Regions from separate parts of the Mus musculus genome. Here all the other regions are linked to region 3. A link is a loop called in an ENCODE intact Hi-C map of the cell type or tissue named here. Cell type or tissue: heart. All regions are shown on one strand.

Region 1 (5,000 bases), 110 kb after region 3:
GTTACTAGAATCCAAGAACTCCTGACATGTTCACTCCCAACATGTTCAGGAGACACAGTGCTGCAGGCAGAAACCACTGGACTGATAGCCAGACTCTCGGCCATCTAGGCACGCTTCCTCCTCCTAAAGTGGCCTATGTTCTGCTATCCTATACGGGCCTATTGTGTGTACTGAGCTGCCTCCATCCCTTTCACGTCATCCTCCCTCCACAGCTGTCCAATGGCTGACTTTGCTGGATGTTGCCAAGTCACTATCAGAAAGGGTCTGGGATCCAGGGTGACAGCCCTGAACGGTGACAGGAGATGAAGGGGACTTGGTGTCTTGGATGTATCATCTTTATTATTCATCAGAACGGACTGATGATATAAAGACTCCAACTGACAAAGTTCCTATCTCCCAGGCCTCTGAAGGCATGTATTTCTTTCTGCAGGTGACTTTTAATAACCCTAAAAATGACACACTCAGGCCATGCTGCAAATAGCCATGGTCTAGCCGGGGTCTCAGCATCCTGTTACAGGCTCTGGGACAGCTGTGGCTACCTACCTGTGCTAGTGACATTTCCAGGGTATTTCGCTCTTTGGAGGCCATCGCTTCCTGGCTGAGAACCAATGGGGCTAACGTCTAGATCATTTCCCAATTCCTCAGTAGCTTGCTTGTGTCCGAATGCTTGTGTGTGAAACCACAAGCAAGAACTCAAGTCTCTCTTCACATAAAACTCCCTAGAAAGTACCTTAGTTCTTACACCTTTGTTTTTTGGGGGTTGTAAAGGAAGGATTCTGGTGGCTTTAAATTGCTTAAAGAACACATTTTCGGGGGGGGGGGGCGGCGGCACAGAGCTGTGCCCAATTTGCATATTCGCCATCTGTGGTGTACTCCCTTGATGTTGTGACAGAGTCACTGTCTCACACCCAACCCACGCGGTTCTTAGCATAAACAGTGTGTGTAAAATCATGGGTGATGTGCTAGCTCAGGAATAGTTTCCTACTGATTTCCTACCTGACAGTCCCCAGCTCTGTGAAACATTCACCTAGCCTGGTGAACAATGTAAAGGAACCTGTGAGGGACTGGAGAGTTAGCTGTCAGGAAAGAGCTGGTCTTGCAGGTGTCAGGACCTGAGTTTGATCCCTGAAAGTCATGTCGCATATGCAGGGAGGTAGAGACAGGAGGATCTATGGGGCTTGCAGCTCACCAGCCCAGCGCACTCGTCATTGAGGAATTCAGTCAACAAAATAAACTAAAGGGATTGGATAGCTAACCTCGATGGTTATGAGCACTTGATGTGGAATCATGAGGAGTGAAGTTTGGATCCAAACACTCGCCTAGCAAGCGGTGTCCCTGCAAACACCTACAGCACTGGCTCCCAAGGAAGCAAAGATGCAAAGAGCTTTGGGGCTTGCCAGCCTCCTGCCTAGCTGAGAGAACTAGAGGTCCAGCTTCAGGGAGAGAGCCTGCCTCAAAGACATACACAGAGAGTGCTATAGAGATACCTGAAGCCCTCTACCTGACATGCCTGGGCTTCCTCATACATGCACACATATGCTATGTACTCACACGAGCATACACACGTCACAAATATGCACACATGCATAAAGTAAAAAAAACACTTAGTGGGCGGAGTAGCATTGCCTTGGTCTATTCACTATAGCTATGGAGCTTAAAGAAACTTAGCACCTTCCACAAGAATACAAACAAACACATCCCCGCTAGTAACCTAGAACTTACATAAAACAGGGAAACATTTGTATCATTAGTAAGTCTTTTTTTTTTTTTTTTTTTTTTAAAGAAGCCCCTTGGGTTCTTTATTAAAACCTTGGCTAGCTAGCTACTCAGTCCTTAAATGATTACAGCAGACCACTCAGGTCTGGGAAGGACCAGAAGACACCGCTGTTCATTTGGGGGGTGAAATGAGAAAAAAAATGGCTTCTGTCTTTCCAGTCTTAGCCCCCAAATCTCTAAGCGGCAGGATGAGGCTCAGCTGCTATCTATGATAATTCCATTAGGCCTCCAATGAAGCGTTAGGTAAATGGCCATCCCAGAAGCTTCTACTACAAGCAGAGACTGGCCTCATAGGGCCTGAAAACAGGCAGATTGATCAACTGGAACAGGGCAAAACCAAGCAGAGTAATTTGACAAATTATGACATGACCAGTGAGAATGCTGCAGATACTGAACGTTCTCCTCTGGTGCTATTCACTATATAGATGTATCTGCAGGGTTTAAGCTTTAAGAAGTGAGCCCTCGGGGCTTGAGAGATGGCTCCTAAGCATTTAAGAGCACTGGCTACTCTTGTAGTGTACCACTGTTTGATTTCCATCATCCTCACAGCAGCTCTTAACCTCCTTGTAATTCCAGCTCCAGGGAATCTGATGCCCCCTTCTGGCCTCTGAAGGTACTGCATGCACATACACGCAGTTAAAACAGCTGCATGTATAAAAATTAAAAATGAAAAGCGCAGCTCTCAGAAGTTTCTATGATCAAGCACTATCCTGCCCTCTCACCTCCTTTCTACCCACCCCATTTGTGTGTTTTGTTTGTTTGTTTGTTTGTTTTGAGACAAGGTTTCTCTACATAGCCCTGGCTGTCTTGGAACTCACTGTGTAGTCTACATTGGCCTTGAATTCAGAGATCAGCCTGCCTCTGTATCCCAAGTGCTGTGATTAAAGGTGTGTGGCACCACCCAGCTAGTTTTCTGTCTGTTTGAATGCAGTCCTGAGGAGCAAACCTGGGACTCTGCATCCTGGGTAAGTACTCTATTAACTTAGCTATACCCTTAGCCCTTATATGGATTCTTTTTCAAACCAATCATTTATAGAACAGCAGCCACAAAGCTAACCTGTGGTGGAACTCTGATAAACAGCCTTTTGCCTTCCCCAACATAAGTGACCACACTGGATACTGGGAGACTCAAATGAGGACATGCAGAGTTAATAGACACTGGGTCAGAGTCCATGACAATGAACTCAGCACTTTCCCCCAACCCAGCCTTTCTACCCTCTCCCTAAAGAATGTGAGAATTCTTCTTCTACTGTTGGGCAATAGTTCAGCATTTGTCTCTTTACAAAGTTGCCCTGCTTCTCTGAAGCAAGCCATAGAGCTACATAACCCATCTAGCATTATTTTAAAGAGAAATGTGTGTGTGTGTGTGTGTGTGTGTGTGTGTGTGTGTGTGTGTGTGTGTGAGAGAGAGAGAGAGAGAGAGAGAGAGAGAGAGAGGTGCATAGGTGCCTACAGAGGCCCAAAAGAGATGCCAGATCCCCCAGAGGCTAGAGTTATAGGGGGGTTGTGAGCTGCCCAATGTGGGCTACCACACCCAAACTCCTCTGAAAGAACAGCAAGTGCTCCAACCACTGGATCATCCTTCCAGCCCCTCACCTGCTAGGAGAACAGCAAGAAAACAACCCTACCTCACAACGTGGCCTTCACAAAATCAGAGTGCAGCACCCTAAAAGTACACAGCAACTTCAAAGCACTCCCCTCCAAGTTCCCTGCTACAGCTCGTCTGCCCAGATGTGGAAGGAGGTTGAGCGAGACAGAACAGCTAAAGAGTACCTGAACTATACATGGAGGACCAGAAAGACAGCAGGCCAGAGATGGCAAATCACACCTGTCCTTTCAGAGCTTGCTCAGGGTCTGGGGATTGGTTTACGTCAGAGTCTGGTCTAGAAACCTGGAGGCCAAACATTCATTCCTTGCAGTAGGAAGGGTGGACACAGGTTCTTTGTGTCTCTGGCAATGGTGGTGACAGAGGTCGACAGACCCCCCTTTTGATGTCAGCTCTTTACTGTGTGTGTGTGTCAGTTGAATATATACCCTAAGCTTCACAGCAGGGGGCTTTGGCCTGAACTGCACTCTGCATACAGACCTGGTTATCTCAAGGTGCAATACCTGGAAAGTTGAGTAATGAGAGAGGAAGTGAGGCAGGTCCCTGGGGCCTGCAGGAGAGAGTCGGAGTAACAGTCAAAACAGCAACCAAACCGCTCAAGCCCGAACCCTTGCTATCAGAAGTGCCAGCCTAGAGTTGAGGATGTAGCTTGGTGGTAGAGAACTTAACTGACATTCACGAGGCCCTGGGTTCCTCTCTCCGCACCATCACTGAATACATACCTACATATACGCATGCCCATGACCATATACAAGCAAGACCTAGGAAGCAGCAGCCCCCCTTTCCTACTTTTTGTGTCAGCTGAAGAACTGATCCACTGTCCTCATATCACGAGCAGCATACTGTAGGCCACTCTCAAATGGCTCTGGTATGACGTGTGGCTACATCCGAGCGCAGCATGCCTACCTGTCAGCATCTCCGAGGCCCAGGGAGGTATTTCGTTGTAGGGTCTCTCGCACCACAGCCATCCCATCAGGAAGCCGGTTCAGGCGACGGGTGTAAAGGCCGAGTCCACCATCTGTCATATACCTTTGAAAAAAGAGGATGGTAGGTGTATTTGGTCAAAAGCAGTGGTGCACAGTCTTGCCATTGTATCCAGAAACCCCGCATGGGTCCCTTGTGCTCTTAGGTGGGGAAGAAAAGATTTCCCGAGGCTCTGTCACTCCAGCCCAAGGAAAATTCAGCTGCTGATTCAGCCTAGGATCTCATGAGGTGGGGAGAGAGCATGCGGGGCTTAATGAATGCAACTCATGGGAATCTATGAAGCAGACGGAAGTGGTGAATAAAATCAGCTGTCAGATGTACTCATGACATACTTCCGAATGTCTGCAATTATGCAAGCAGGTGTCCTATCAAAGTCACATAAACAGAGCTGACGAGTCCTTAGCATACTGTGGGTGAAACAGCGACAGACCAGACCGGAGAAAGCAGGCAAGCTTCGAGGGAGGAGGCAGGGAAAGATGGAGGATGGAGGAAGACAGCATGAGTGGCAGGCATCGAAGCTGCTACGGTTAGAGTATGAACGGTGTCTGGTTTCACCTTCAACACTGATGTCATCAGAGGTTTCCCACAAGACTCTGAGTAACACTCATTTACTCTTGGTGATGCTACAAGGCCA
Region 2 (5,000 bases), 470 kb after region 3:
ACTTTGTGCATCCCCTGCTGGGACAGACTGCTTCACCTTATACCATGAGCCACAGGAAGTCCCACCTCCCTCAAACTGCTTCTTGGTCGTGCCATAAGAAAAGTGACCGAGGTACTGGTTAGTTCATAATGTTGCACCTACAGGGTTGCTGGAAAGAGAGGCCCACTGGACAGGCAAACTTTATATGCCCCAGTACAGGGGAACGCCAGGGCCAAAAAATGGGAATGGGTGGGTAGTGGGGGGGGGGCTTTGGGGATAGCATTGGAAATGTAATTGAGGAAAATATGTAATAAAAAAAATTAAAAAAAAAAAGAAAGAAAAGTGACCGAGACAGTACCTGTGTAGTACGTGGGAAGTCTTATCTTATGAGTAATGAGAAAGCACACGTACTTGAGCCAGGGCTGCCTTAAGGTGACCATGGCAAGTTATCTGGATTTTTCCAAGCCTTTCTCTGGCTCTGCAAAGTTCCTTAGGCATGCTACCCAGGAGACTGTCTCCCAGGTTCATCAAGGCGGGCTTTCTTTTGCCACCCTTCCCCCACACCTCCCAGCCACGTTTCCTCATGCCCAGGTGTTTTCAAACACTTCAATCTGCCTGCCGTGGTGGCTGCCAAGGGGGACAGGTAGATCTTAGCAATGGAGTCCTTACAGAGCTTCCAAGCTTATGGGTAAACCTGAAAGTGAAGGTGGATTCCAGACAAGCTAGGTTCCCCCCCCCACCCCCGCTGGAAGATTTGGATGAAGATCTCAGGAAAGGGCTAGAGTCCCCTTTCCTGCCCCAAACACATGCCAGTTCAAATGGCCACCTTAGTTACCCTGCATGGGAGTGGCCAAGCCTCACCCACAGGCCACTTATAAGAGAACTCCGCAGTATGAGCAGGTCAAGCCCAGCTCTCAGGAGAAGAAGAACAAGACACAGGGGCTCTTCCTCAGCTACCACTGAATACCAGGGCACCTGTAGTATTTCTTCAGGAGAGGGAGAGTCCCTCAGAAGGAAAGTGACATGTCTGCATGGTGCCACGTGGACTGCATGACAAGGCAGGGTGAGAGCTTGCACACAGCCAAGGCTTATTACAGTGGTGTCCCCAGGGCTGGGGGCTGGGGTATAAGGGGGATGACGTTCATTGTGCTGGCGCCACTTTCTGTGGGAAGGAGAGGACGGCACCTCATCACTCTTGAACAATATGCTTTTCCTAGTCCCAGATAGCCAGGTGACATGTGTAACCAGAGTGTCCCCTCCTCACTTTTGCACTGCTGGGACATCCCGAGCGAGGCGCCCAGGTCTTCAGGACAGGCATTTACCAGCAGGAATGTCCTCCAGCCACGGCCACAGCTCTCACCAGGCTGCTGCTGAGGCCAGGGGGAATAAATGGGGATTTTAGTCCTTTGGAAGGTTGGGGGAATGGAGACCAGCATTTTCCAGGGTTGAGGCAGTGTGGAGCAGAAGGAAGGCTTTAGGGCAGACAGAAGGGCTTACTGGACTTACAGATAGGCTCAATCAAACATGCAATGATTACCTTTGTGCCCATAAGTATGCTAGGCTCTCAATAGGTGGAAAATGCCATCATCTTGGTTGTTCACTAGCTGTGTGGCTCTGGGCAAGTCACCTGACCTCTCTGAGCCTCAGGCTTCACCTCTATGGGAGGTCTCTGAAGCGCTGGGTGTCTGGTGCTGAGGAACACACAGCAGGTACTCCAGCCATGGGCTACCTTATCCCCTCTTTTAGAAAATCGACTGGTGAGTGGAGGGCAGGCACGTCCACCCTAGCACCCCACCCATCCTCACCCTTCCAACTGTTTTAGCTAAGAAAGTTTTCTGAGAGCGCTGGGTGAAGTGCCTACCACAACTCTCCTTCAAACAGAACAGGAGGCCCCCACTCTGGAGCTCCGCCAAGAGCCTTCTCAGAAAGGCACGACAGCCAGCACTCTGCCCACGGCCTGCCAGGGCCAGACTGGGTGGTGAAAAATAAAATCTAACGAGGTGCTTCTGAGCCCTCGGGAAAGAGACTCATGGAGCGGCTCTGAGCCTGGCTTCTGGGCAACCTGGGGGAACAAGCTTTCAGCCTGTGAACATCCCCAGATATTACTATCAACAGTGTGTGCATGTGTGTTGTGTGCTGTGTGTGTGTTGGTTCTAGAACAAATGCTGATCCCAGCCTCCCCCTCCTCCCCAGAGAGCCTCCCACTCTGAGGATCCCTGAGCTCTGCTCTGAAACGCGTGTTTATGCCTCCCTCTTCTGGTCATAATTGTCATTGCACCCACCCAACCTGCCTGCAGAAGTGGGTGAGCCGGACTTGAATGTCTTACCTGCTTTACCTATCTCCCTTGCAGGAGTGGATGCTGGGCTGGAAGCTTGGCTCTTGTATGCTGCCTTGCAGTAGCCTCATTGACTGCCATATTGACAGTAGGAACAGGGAATGGCTCCAAATAATATCATAGTACCAGCTAATATTTATTTGCTTAATATTTCAGGATTGGTGACTATGTATGCTTAATTTATTTGTTTGTCTGCATCTCTTTATTTACTTAGTATTCGTGGGGAAGATTTGTTTCCCTCATGCCAATGAGTTTTCTTGATTTGTATTCTCTTGTAACCCTGAGGAGGTTTTACTTTCGCCATATCGCTACAGAATCCAGAGCTGAAGCATTCGGAAAGCAGCACACTGCCAGTATACTGCTGGGATTTGAGGCCACATAAGCCTTAGGCCAGGGAGGCTACACATTTCAGTGGTGGCTCTGTGACTTCAGAGCACATGTAGATAGCTAATGGTGCTTGTTAAAATGCAGCTTCCAGGGCCCAGGGGGTCCATGTCTGCAGTAAGTCCTGGAATATGCACTGTAGTACACACAGGGATAATGTCACCCTTGATGTATTGATTCCATGGGTGCTTTTACAGGGACTCAGGGCATCTGGAAAGATCCAGGGCCCAAATGCAGAGAGGGACAGGTGGGTAATTGACTCTGGCATAGGAGGGTCCCTCTGTGCTTAAATTCTGCCAGACTGTGTTGGTCTTCTGGCAGCTCAGAGATATATCAGGTGAGAGGAGGGGACCTCAGAAGTGATGGCGAGCAGGAAGGGACTCTGACCAGACTGTGGGATTGTACAGGTTGCTTCTCTCTGCTCAGACTGTGTGTTTCCTTCTCTTCTTTATTTTCCTCTCCCTGGTCTGCTTCTGCAATCTTCTCCCTCTTCTCTCCCTCCCTGATCCCTAAGAGTTCGCAGCATCTTGGGTATCTAGCATCTCACTTTCTGCTCTCTGATGTCCCCAGACGCCAATCAGTGTCTCCTCTGTGTAGGTTGAACACACTAGCAGGCCTTGCTCTGAGTTTTCACCGGGACAGTATTTGGGGACTCAGGCTGATGAATTCTTGCCAGCCTGGGCCCCTCACAGTTTCCCTTACAGATATGACATGGGACTCAGTTTTACATGGTCCCTTCCTTCCTGAGATTCCTCAGGTCAGCCAACTCTGGGCTGGCCATAACCAGAGCATGGCTCTGCTTTCTTTTTAGCATCCTGTCCTGATGCTGATTTATCATCCACCCCCAATCCAAGCTCCAGGGCCACAGAAACCTGAAGCTGAAAAAGAAGAAAAGTAGTAAGCAAGAATCGAGGAGGTAAGGTGAAGTTCAGCATGGCTGGCAAAGTCAGAGGCTATGTTAACGTCTTTGCTCTATCCTATAGACAGCCAGGGCCCCAGAGATGTCCTAAAGACACCAGGACCCCAAAGATGTCCTAAAGATGGAGAGGGCCCCCAAAGATGTCTTAAACACAGAGAGGCCCCCCAATGGTGTCCTAAAGACCGAGAGATTCCCCAAAGATGTCCTAAAGACTAAGAAGGGCCCAGAGATTGCCTAGAGACAGCCAGTACACCAGAGATGTCCTAAAACAGTGAGGGGTCCCCAAAGATGTCTTAAAGACTGAGAGGGCCCCAGAGAAGTCCTAAAGACTCCAGGACCCCAGAGATATCCTAAAGACAGAGAGGGCCCCAGAGATGTCCTAAAGACACCTGGACTCCAGAGATGTCTTAAAGATAGAGAGGACTCCAGAGATATCCTAAAGACACCAAGACCCCAGAGATGTCCTAAAGACAGAGAGGGCCCCAGAGATGTCCTAAAGACACCAGGACTACAGAGATGTCCTAAAGATACCCGAACTCCAGAGATGTCTTAAAGATAGGACTCCAGAGATGTCCTAAAGACAACAGGACTCCAGAGATGTCCTAAAGACAGAGAAGGCCCCAAAGATCTCCTAGAGACACCAGGACCCAAAAGATGTCCTAAAGATGGAGAGGGCCCCCAACGATGTCTTAAACACAGCAAGGCTCCCAAAGATGTCCTAAAGACTGAGAGGTCCTCAAAGATGTCCTATAGACCAAGAAGGCCCCAGAGATCGCCTAAAGACAGCCAGTACACCAGAGATGCCCTAAGACAGTGAGGGGCCCCAAAGATGTCCTAAAAACAGTAAGGCCCCCAAAGATGTCCTAAAGACTGAGAGGGCCCCAGAGATGTCCCAAAGATAGCCAGGGTCCCTGAGATGTCCTAAAGACTGAGAAGGCCCTTAAGACATCCTAAAACAGTCAGGGCCCCAGAGATGTGCCAAAGATAGCAAGGGCCCCAGTGATGCCCTAAAGCTTATAGGAAGGTCCCAAGAGCTACTCTGATTGCCAAAGGGATTTCCCACCATCCTAGAGGGCTGAGGGCTGATGTTCTAATTGCCCCTTATGGGCTTCCTATGTATAGATGCTATATAGCTGAATGGACAGTAGAGACAGGCTTGGCACAGGCTCCATACCCATCACTTGACAGAGGGTTATTATTTTCACTAGCTATCCTCTGTATAGAAATCAGTAAAATGGGCACAAAATTGCTGCTATTAAGGGATGGGCTGGAAGAACAAATGAATGAATGGAGGAGGCAGAGGCTTTTGTGGAGGCTGTGTGGCTGTGTCTCTGGGTGGGGTGGTCCTCTCCTCTGTAGGGCAAAGAGCAGTGGCAAGGAAA
Region 3 (5,000 bases):
GAGTGGGGGCCACTCGTGCTGCTGTGGGCTGGCGGCCCATGGGTAGGTGTCCATTACCCACTTGGCGGGGTCCTCCCAGGGGGCACGCCTTCCGTAGAGCTGCAAACAGGCAAAAACGGGTACAGACTGGAAGCAGGCCGAGACTCTCTCTTGTTGCCCCAGTTCTGTAGCTTAATGGAAAACCTCCTAAACCAGCATTCTGAATAGCATTATGAACTAGAGAAATCGTCCAGGATAAACACAGCCAATGGGTTAGGTGCTCAGTCTAACAGACTCGGGCTCACTCTCGGCTCTTAACTAACCTTCCCGAGTCACCTCTAGAATCCCACGGGTTAAGCCCACTCAGAGATTGGGTTCTGGGCAGCAACATGGCAAGACAAGGGTCTGATGATGAAATAAACCTGTATTTTTTTCTCTCTCCTTTTTTTTTCATGCACATGTGTGCTGTGTGTGCGCATGTCCACATGTGCACAAGTGTGCATGTGGAGGCCCGAGGTCAATGTTGGGAGTTTACTGGGTGTCTTCCACACTGTGCTCATTGAGGCAGTTGGTCAGCTGGACCCAGAGCTGTGTGATTCAGCTAGTGTACCTGCCAGCATGCTCTGGGGGTCTCATTTCCTCATATTTTGACCATGGAAGTAAAAGGGGGACCCCATAGCTATTGGGAATTTACATGGGTTCTGGCGATCTGACCTGTGGTCCTCTTCCTTGCTGCTTGTGTGACACGCACACGGACAGCTGAGCTATCTCCCCAGGTCCTGAACCCCCATTTTTCAAGTATATCTGACTCTCAGAGTGCTTCTGTGGGCACGTGAGTCCCTTTTTAAGTACAACATTAAGAGAGGACACTGTGCACGGGCAACAGTGATGAGATCTTTGCTGGCTCCGGATTCTCAGACTTGCCAGTGAGAGGAACCGATGTAGTCCCCAAAGGGCGAGCTATACCATCTCTTAGTTTTACAAGGCCAACAATATCCTGCTTCGAGGGTTCTTTTCTCAAGCCTTGAGGCCCTGACCTGGCAGTAATCTTAATGACTGTTCCTGACAGCCTTGTGAGATGTATGTATTCTTTAAAGAATGGAAACCTAAGCTGGGGGGCTTCTCACAGCGAGGCTCTGACCACTGTGAGGCTGGGTCTGGCGTGTCTGTTTCCTCTGCGTGCCCTGGGTGCCAGGGGCCAGCCATGAACAGCAATGATGACTCGAACAGAAGCATCGCCCCATGGCTTAGAGATGGGGGAGCCCCAGAAGAGCCATTGCAGATCAAGTCTGCTACCCTCTGGCCACTGGCATCAAAGCAGACATGATAGGGCATGCTCACAGACAGGGCAAGGCAGGGTAGGGTTGTCTGGGCTGTAAAGAGGTGCTTCTACAGTGACTTCAGGGTACATAGATGGAAAATTCCAGACACCACCTCCCTGTGAGCCTCTTCTAACCTCTTGGAAGCTGCAGAGGGGAAATGAAGAGGTAAATAGTACTCAGACCAATACATAACGGGGTCCAGCTCTGGTCCAATGGACCCACACCTTTGAAAGTTACAGTTTCTCAACTGAAAAAGAGCCCGTCTACTTAACAGGTGCCCTCTCTCTTATCTGATGGGACACCAGAAGCTAACGGCACTGCTGATGTGAAAGGTTGGAAGGCAGATCTGGATTAGAACCCAGGACTCAAACTTCCTTCTTGGGGCCTTTCCCTCTTACTTACCCACGGGACCACTTTGAATCAGCAGAAACGATATTACTGGAGCCTGAGAGCGGGGCTGTTCACCAGACCTCCCCATGTCAGCCTGGCCTAAGTTCATCATTCGCTCTGGTGGGTCCCCTCTCCCCGAGTCCCCTGAGTTACTCCAGGTCTTAGAATCTGATTTCTATCCAGGATGCCACCCACACTACCCCCACCTTAGATAAGCCCATCTCTTTATATTAGTGGCTTCCTCCTTCACTTTACCTCAGCACCTCCTATGACATTATCTTGTCAGATGTCAGCTCATTGTCTCCCCCATACCCCAGCCTAGCCTCTAGCCTAGTTTGCTGCTACAGCTCCCTTCATCAATCTTGGTTCTTGAATTCAGTCCAGCAGCCTAAAGCAGTTCAGTATGAGCAGGAACGATTTGGGAGAGGGGCGGGTGTGGACCCATGTGTGGATCAGGAGTGAAGAGGACACAGAAGTGGCTGGGGATGGTTACAGCTGAAGAAGCAAATTCAGATTAGAAGCCTCTCCCTACCGGGCCCTCTGAAGGAACAAGACTGCCTTTCCAAGGGGTCCCTCAAGGCCTTAGAACCACTAAGGCTGAGGCTGAGCATGCCCTTAGCACTCCTGAGGCCCAGTGGTTTTGTCCACACTTGCTCTTCATCCTTAGCCCCTGCACTATAGGCTCAGAGAACAACTGGGTTTCCAGAAACCAGGCCAGTACAATTGTCCCATAGGTCAGATTTTTTTTTCCCATTTTTTGGAGGGGAAAGCCAAAGCTGGCACAGGGGACTGCAGAAGGTGTCAGAGGACCTTGGTAACTGAGGAAAGGTCTCTGGGTGTCCTTCTGCAGCACCTGCCCTTAACACCCCCAGTCTACCCCCAACACCAGGCCTTCTGAATTGCTCCGCTCTGCAGACACCAGACACACTGGCAAGCGTTTCTGATGACAACGGGGAATGGGACCTGAGACTGAGTCATAAGGTAAGCATTCGTAGGTGCAGCAAACATTAGCTGTAAGAACAAAAAACATTTTCTTTTTTACAACCCTTCCTACATTCCACAGGATGTGGTCAAGGCCAGGTGGCCGTGAGTCAGTCTAAGGCAAGCAGAGGAAGTGTTGTGCAGCTTCCGGGCTCTTCTGCAGACTCTGGAGGGCAGCTGGACAGGCAGACAATCACTTTCCCCAGGGAGGAGGAAGCTGGTCTACTACTGGCTCAGGAATTAAGGATGATGCTAAGACACTGGAAACTAAGATTTGGGCTGCTGCGAACCTCCTGATCCTACAGGAAGCACAGGACTCCTGGATGTGCACGGCAGCACCAACATTCACATTTAGGAAGCACTTCTAGGCATGACTTACACACAGGTGACTTTCATTCACATATTCCAGAAAAAGATACTACCGCCTGCATGCTCTCCACTAGGGGGCGATGCGTTGTCATGTCCTGTCCCGCCCACACGCAAGCATTGCCTGAGTCTGATGGTAAAGGCTGGTGCCTGCAAGAATGACTTCCCTGTATTCTTTCCCTGTCTCCCCATGGGCAGCCCTCTTTCTGGCTCCTAACATGTGACAGCCCCCTTTGGAACCTATTCTGAGGTCTCCACCTCTTCTCAACTCATAGCCTTGGCTAAGGAAGGGCACACATGTTCTAAATGACAGTGTGCTTCCCTAGTGGCCACTGTGCAGGGGAGAGGTGAGGAGGGAAGGACCCCGTATGGTACCTGGCACACACTCAGCTTTCCCTCAGAGGGAGCCAAGGAGAGAGGGGAAGTGAAATGAGCTTTTTAAAAAATTAAGGACTTTTCTCATCTAGTGAAATCACAGGTAGAACCCTGCCTAACACTAAACCAGGCACAGCAGTGCACACCTTTAATCCCAGAACTCAGGAGGCAAAGGCAGGCAGATCTCTGTGGGTTCAAGGCCAGGCTGGTCTACACAGAGAGACTCTGTACCAAACAAACAACAGCAAAATAACACGTGTGTTAGCACGTGTCTACAATCCCTGCATGCTGGAGTTTGAAGTAGAAACATCAGAAATTCAAGGCTAGCCTGGGCTATATACAGAGTTCAAGGCCAGCTTAGGCTATATAAGACACTGTGCTTAAAACAACAAAAACCACCGGGCAGTGGTGGCGCACGCCCTTAAGGGATTAAGGAGGCAGAGGCAGGCGGATTTCTGAGTTCAAGGACAGCCTGGTCTACAGAGTGAGTTCCAGGACAGCCAGGGCTACACAGAGAAACCCTGTCTCGAAAAAAAACAAAACAAAACAAAAAAACACCAACAAAAACCCAGCAAACCCAACCAAAAAACTTTGCTTCCTGGCTACCTATAACACTTGTAAGTTACAGGAGACCCTAGGATGGCCTCATTGTCACAAAGTAGCTGTAGCTGTCACATTGCTCTGGACTCCAGCCCTCACTCAATCATGGTGGTCTGCTGAGGGAACTATGTTAAGGTCAAAGCTTTGGCTGGCCTTGGGTTTTCTTCCCTGTATTCTCTCAGGGCTGCAGGAGTGCCAGGACCCTGGTGTAAAGCCTGGTAGATCCTCCAACTTCCACCTTAACCCCGACAAGGAAACACGGCCAATCCTTATGAATCAGCAGACTTCAGGGCCGCCTCCTGTACTAATTTACCAGGCAGAGCTAGGAGATTTGGGACAGGGTGGTACTAGGCAATCCTAACCCAGCTGTCTCCCTTCACTGCTTCTACACTGAGGACATGTCCTTCAGATGACCTCTAAGAATGACACATCCACTTGGTCCCTGTCACAGGCAGGCCCTTCAGCAGCAGCCACTTTGAAGCCCCTCCTATCTATGCCCTTTGCTCTTGGCTGGATGAAGAGGAAGAGTCCCTTCTGCAATGGCTCCCTGAGCAAAGGAATCATAGGTGACTTCCCAGCTATGCCTGAAACCTCCCTTTCAGTTCACCTCCAAATGGGAGGGGCCTTGGTGCCACCAGCCACTGGGGACCAAGGGGTCAGCTCAAGAGTCCTCTTTGTCTCCTTGGACACCTTGGGTATCTTCGCTCAGTCGCCTCTGGCTTTTCTCAAGTGACTCAGGTCATTCCCCTTTGGTTATCAGAAGGACCGCTCGAGGCAAAGAGGACACAAGTGGGAGAACGTATGAGGAAGGAGGCCACAGGGGCAGCAGTAGGTCCTCCAGACAACCATCAAGCCACCCCAAGCTCCTCGGTAACTCCTAAGCTGAGTGACAGCAGTGGGGGCTCCCCAGATGCTACTGGATACAAGAGATGTGCAGCCAGGAGAGCCCGCCAGAACCACCTGTGAGGGGTGCTGAGGCTGGGCAGG
Region 4 (5,000 bases), 130 kb after region 3:
TCCCTGCATGTAGAAATGTTCCTTCCAAGTGTTGAGTTCATGGGCCACAGGTTTACACTAGAAAGTAGCTTCAATGATCAGATTCTAGTACAAAAAGGATTATCAAATGATCCACCCTGGAAAACGACTTCACACCCCAGGGGCACAGCTAAGAGCTGGGACTGAGATATTTGCTCAATACATGCCAACTGAAATCTATTTAATGGCTGAGTATCTGGAGTGCTGATGAATGAGCCTCTATGTGGAATTCCCCTATGGTAAATACCTGAAGGCTAGCTGAATCACGCCAGACATGGATAACACTCGTTGAGACTGTTAACCCACATGGAACCTGGAGACGGGAAGGGAATATTCTCCCGTAAGACAGCTGACAGGGCAGAGCATGGGTGGGGAAGGGAAGGAGAGCCTCGAGAGGTGTTGATCGGTCACCACAAGGTTCTCTGACACAGCACAGTGGGTTGTCAGTGGAGCAGTTAATGCTCATATTTCACCAATATGTTGATAGGTTCCCACCTCAGCCCTGACTCATTCTCAGAAGAGCTCCTCTAGCTTCTATCATTTGAGGTCTAAGAATGAGCTGGGGTGAGGAGATGAGAACTTCTCTGAACCAGGCTGAGCTAGGCTGTATGCACACATTCAATGTCTTTGAGTCTCGGTACCTTATCACCATGGCCACAGAGAATTAGAAGGATACATAGGCTCCAGGAACTCTGCCACCTTCTGCCTGTGTCATTCTACCTCACTCTCACTACTACTCAAAGCAACGTTATTCTCAGATGAGGGTCACTGGTTTCCTACAGAATCAAGAGGCCACAAAGGCCCTGCACTGTTTCCAGACTTCTCCTAAAGGCCACACATGTTGGCTCTCCAATGCTAACAGGAACTATTGACACCCTTAACACCAAGAAAGCCTTCTTCTCTGTGTCCTGGCAGAAGGTGAAAGTTTGTGAAGCCAGGGTGTGTGCCTCAGGTTCAGGATCATTACCTGGCTTAAACAGAACTTCTTACTCTTTTAGTGTGAAGGTATGAGCAAGAGGCTGCACCACCAGCCAGAGCAAGGGGCTCACTACAGAGACAGGCGAGCAGGGTGGAGAATGAGACCTAGCAAGCCTTGTGTAAGACCTTCATTAAAGGAACTCAGTTGTTCAAGAGGATGGCTGGAAAACCTATTCCAGACCCAATCCCTCCACCGAAGGAGGCACACATGATGCTAAGGAGACACATATTGTGTGACGATGGAACATCATGTGCAGACAACCAAAAACCCACACAGTGTGATATGAAGGCCCAACCTCTCTGTAGCAGGGGCCCTGGAGCTACTGAACCCACCCTTGTTCCTCTCTTAGAAGTGTGTCATTTTCTAATAACATCTCTTCTGTTTCTGCTGCAACTGTTGTGATGAACCTAGAACTCACAACAAATCCTAATGTCACTATGACACAATAAAAAATACTTTGGTCTCTGTCCTTCATTATTAGCAAGAGCCTCAAAGTCTCAGAATATCCTGAGTGATGGGGTGAGAAGAGTATCTTCCATAAACCCCTTTCCAACATACCTGCATCTGTGTTGCTGCACTATTTGTGGATGGCAGCTGGTTGTCAGAGGAACCAGCCATATGATTTTACTAAGTTGGAACTCTCAGCCCCACCATCCCCTGGGGCTGGAGACTGGAGACTGACTGACCCACAAGTGGTCTTATTTAAGCAGTCATGGCTACATAGGAGGATGTCCATCAAATCCCTCAACTATGGGTCTCAGAGAGGCTCGAGGTTGGTGAATACACAGAGGTGCTGGGTAAGAGGTTCCTTCTCTTTCCCTGATGTCTTCCTAATGTCTCCAAAGTCAGCCGCTAGCTGGCAGAAGGACCTTCGTGAGCTTTTGCAGGAACCTACAAGCTGGGGTCCTTTCCAAATCAGAGATGTCTGCCATGCCCTCTTGGAAACTGCCTGAAGCAGGGCCTTTCAGGACAACATCCCCACAAGACATTTATCTTGGCTTCTTGGCTTCTTTATCTTGGTAATAGCATACATAGGCTTCCTCTCTCATCACTTTGCCTACAACAGTCTGGCAAGTCACTTGGGGCCAGTCCTAAAAAGACAGTGGGGAGGAGCAGGTTAAGAGCCTTTCAAGCAATGAAAGACTTGATGCCACCTGCTGGCTGCCTGGGGAAAGACACCTCAACCAACAGCCCCGTGGGGGAAGGTCAAGTGTCCTGGCCCACCTGGCAAGTGGCCTGGTGCATTCTGCACTGTTTCTTTTTCCTGCTGTCATTCACAACACAGGGGAAGCTCAGAAGCCAGAACAGGTGACTGGGGCCTCAGGTTCAAAAGGGCTTTGACTTCAGACACATACTCATGCAGGAGAACGGGGCTGGTCTTCTGTTCTAAAGGCCAACTGAAGCACGAACTGTTTACTGTGAGGCCACTGCTGTGTCAACCAATGAAGGTGTGTGAGCATTCAAGACAGATGTGGCCTTACTCTTCAGAGCATGTGACAGGTATGTTTTTGGACCCCTCTGTAAACCTCCCTTCTAGGCATAGGTATGTGCATACATATCATAGACACACATATACAGGCACATGCTCTAAGGTGGCCCTCCCACAGCTGGCACAGACACTTCCCATCTCAGTTGACCAAGAGGAACAGGAGGGGTCTTAGCCCTAACGGGGAGGAGGAAGCCAAGATGTGGCTCATGTAGTTGATGCCTAGAAAGCAGGAACATCTTGTATAGACTGGATGTGAATGCCCGTGCTGGTATCAGGAGATAGGATTCCAAGGAAGGGAGGTAATTTAGTCTCCACAAGGTCTGACAAACTGAACTCTGGGATGGGACTGGCAACTTTCTAAGAAGGGGGGAAACACAAGCATTTTCTTTCTTTGCCATGCAAAGATGTGGTCGCCATCTTTACATTAGAAAGAGAGGCCTCACTAAAACCCGTCCGCTGTTTAAATGCCAAGTTGAAGGCACTTTATGATATCAGCCTGGGCTGTCTGAGGTATATCCTGAAGTACCGACGGAGTTATAAGCCAGTCAGCGGGGAGCAGGCTGGTTTTTTGAGGAACTACGTCTCCCAGGAGAAATCTGCCCACGTCTATTGATGGGGTATTGTCTGCCACCGAGCAGAGGACGTCAAGCTGTGCAGATATCAGTCTGGAAGACCAGAGTGCTCTAAGCTTTATCTTCCCTTTCATGCTGGCTAGCCACAGCTGAGGAACAACTCCCACCTTAACATAACTGTACCACTCAAAGGCAACAGGGCTACAGCAACGTCTATATTGGTCACTAGATAACATCACAGGCCAAGCTGGCTTCCGCTAAGTGTTCGATGACAAGGACCACTGGGAGGTCCTGCCAGGGTGGGCAACACAGTCACAAAACATTAAATATATACTATGCCCTACTCTCTAGATTTAGGCAAGTGATAGGCACTATCCTTCTCCTAGACGCATGGAAAAAAACATGCAGGCTTATTTATGCATACATAATGTATCTATGGGCACACGTATGTGAGTACCTATGGTTCTTTGCCTGGTGCCAAGCAATATCACTAATTTTTAATATTAAGAATTTGTACCAGTTCATTTGGTAGGGCAGGGATTAAATCTCTGGTCTCTTTTGTTCTTAACCCATGTTATGTGAGGCCAGCCAGTCCTCAAACATTCACATGAGAAAGGCTTACCTGGTTGTTTAGGGATGAGCCAAGGCCAACAGGACCACAGGGCTAGGCATGTCTATGGGGTGGTGTTTTTTAGCACAGCCAGACAGGCTTGCTAGGGAAAACAGCCACATGGAGAAGTGGCATGGCCCAAACACAGAGAGCTGCAGACACAGGACTCACTTGTGTTAATGGCACACTTGGCCCAGCCAGGAAAGCGCAGACTGCGTGGGGCCATAAGTGGGTAAGTCATGGGAGACAGATGGATAAACCACTGAGAGTGATCAGTGCTCCCTTCAGAGCCATTTTCAAAGGCTACAGAAGCCACCAAAGGTTCTTAAAGAGAGTGAGAGGACTTCTGAGGTTAAGTTTAAATGGTTGATTTTCCAGGAAGGGATGCATATTTATACTTCAGAAGATTATACAATCCAGTGCTGCCTTTGAAAAGGGGGGAAAATCCTTCAAAACATATGCATGCTAAATCTGCCCTTATAATTTTATTCTGTGCCACATGGCACTCTGAAGTTTTAGAATCAGAGCACAGGACTGACTCAAGACATCAAGACTTGCTAAGGGATCCCTTCCTCCGTCACTTTAATTTCTTTTCGATTATAACTAAGACCCAGTTTACCAGATAGAAGAAGCAGTGGGGTCAGGTGATGGTGTGTGATGTACTTACACACCAGGGTGTGATAAATACACAGAAGGATAACTGCCCTCTCCATGCGGCTCTTAGCTAGACTCCACAGTTATGCAGTAATGTCAGGACCAGGTGCACACATAAAGAACACGAGCTACACATGAAAAGCAGTTGATACACCGAGCCAGGGCCCAGCATTATTTAAAAAACAAAGTCACGGGTTTTCAGAAACTAGACCTAACTTCCATACCAGGTTTCTGAATACATTTGCTGTCAACTTTTACAAACATTTTTCCTTAAGGAGCCTCAACGCTGATGAAGATTGCTCAGGCATTGAGGCTATGCTTCTCTGAAGCCAAATGGACAGCTGGATACAAGCCTGTCAACACACCGCTCCTAAGTCCCCATATGTTACAGGCTGATAGGACATCTAGATCCTAGTGGAAATGTTGTGTCTTTGTTAGATAAACATCTGTAACAAGATGCAACCTCAAAGAGAGGTCAGCTAGAAGGTTAAAATGTGCATCTGGGGACTGGAGAGTTTAGGGAATTTAGATGACATCACAGGGCTCACAAGAGCCTGCAGGGACTTAAACCCTTGATAGAGTTTCTCATCCATCCACTGTCTACTCCATCCATTGCCTCAAAAGTGACGTGTTGAGCAGATTCTGCAGAAAAAGCGGCCAGTCCCGATACTTACAACT

What was found. A loop is a pair of places that touch in the nucleus more often than their neighbours do. Peaks named below come from ENCODE experiments on the same cell type or tissue, not always from the same donor. Only the 100,000 strongest peaks of a DNase experiment are listed, where the experiment ranks them.
Region 1: it touches region 3 in a loop (2.9-fold over the local background); 13 of 42 quality-filtered maps call a loop at or near these places.
Region 2: a loop joins it to region 3, with 2.3 times the contacts of the local background. A loop is called at or near these places in 3 of 42 quality-filtered maps.
Region 4: it touches region 3 in a loop (8-fold over the local background); 16 of 42 quality-filtered maps call a loop at or near these places.

The regions. Positions count from the first base shown.
Region 1 is chr7:49,490,780-49,495,779 of GRCm38, reverse strand. Nav2 (neuron navigator 2) reads right to left here. Exons shown (of 39, transcript NM_175272.3): 11 at 4,289-4,411. Among named protein-coding and RNA genes, the nearest start is that of Gm51447, 55 kb to the right of the region's middle. In heart, a CTCF peak has its summit at 2,380 (motif pointing left); no DNase peak of the experiment used is centred here; H3K27ac peaks cover 357 bases.
Region 2 is chr7:49,130,159-49,135,158 of GRCm38, reverse strand. All of the region lies in intron 3 of 9130015G15Rik (RIKEN cDNA 9130015G15 gene), which reads left to right. It also overlaps a transcript of Nav2 not described here. Among named protein-coding and RNA genes, the nearest start is that of 9130015G15Rik, 29 kb to the left of the region's middle. In heart, a CTCF peak has its summit at 2,236 (motif pointing left); a DNase peak (open chromatin) is centred at 2,208; H3K27me3 peaks cover 469 bases.
Region 3 is chr7:49,599,524-49,604,523 of GRCm38, reverse strand. Nav2 (neuron navigator 2) reads right to left here. Exons shown (of 39, transcript NM_175272.3): 38 at 1-99. Among named protein-coding and RNA genes, the nearest start is that of Dbx1, 35 kb to the left of the region's middle. In heart, a CTCF peak has its summit at 3,109 (motif pointing right); DNase peaks (open chromatin) are centred at 53 and 3,137; H3K27ac peaks cover 525 bases.
Region 4 is chr7:49,468,726-49,473,725 of GRCm38, reverse strand. The region is part of intron 10 of Nav2 (neuron navigator 2); the gene reads right to left. Among named protein-coding and RNA genes, the nearest start is that of Gm51447, 33 kb to the right of the region's middle. In heart, a CTCF peak has its summit at 2,171 (motif pointing left); no DNase peak of the experiment used is centred here; H3K27ac peaks cover 586 bases.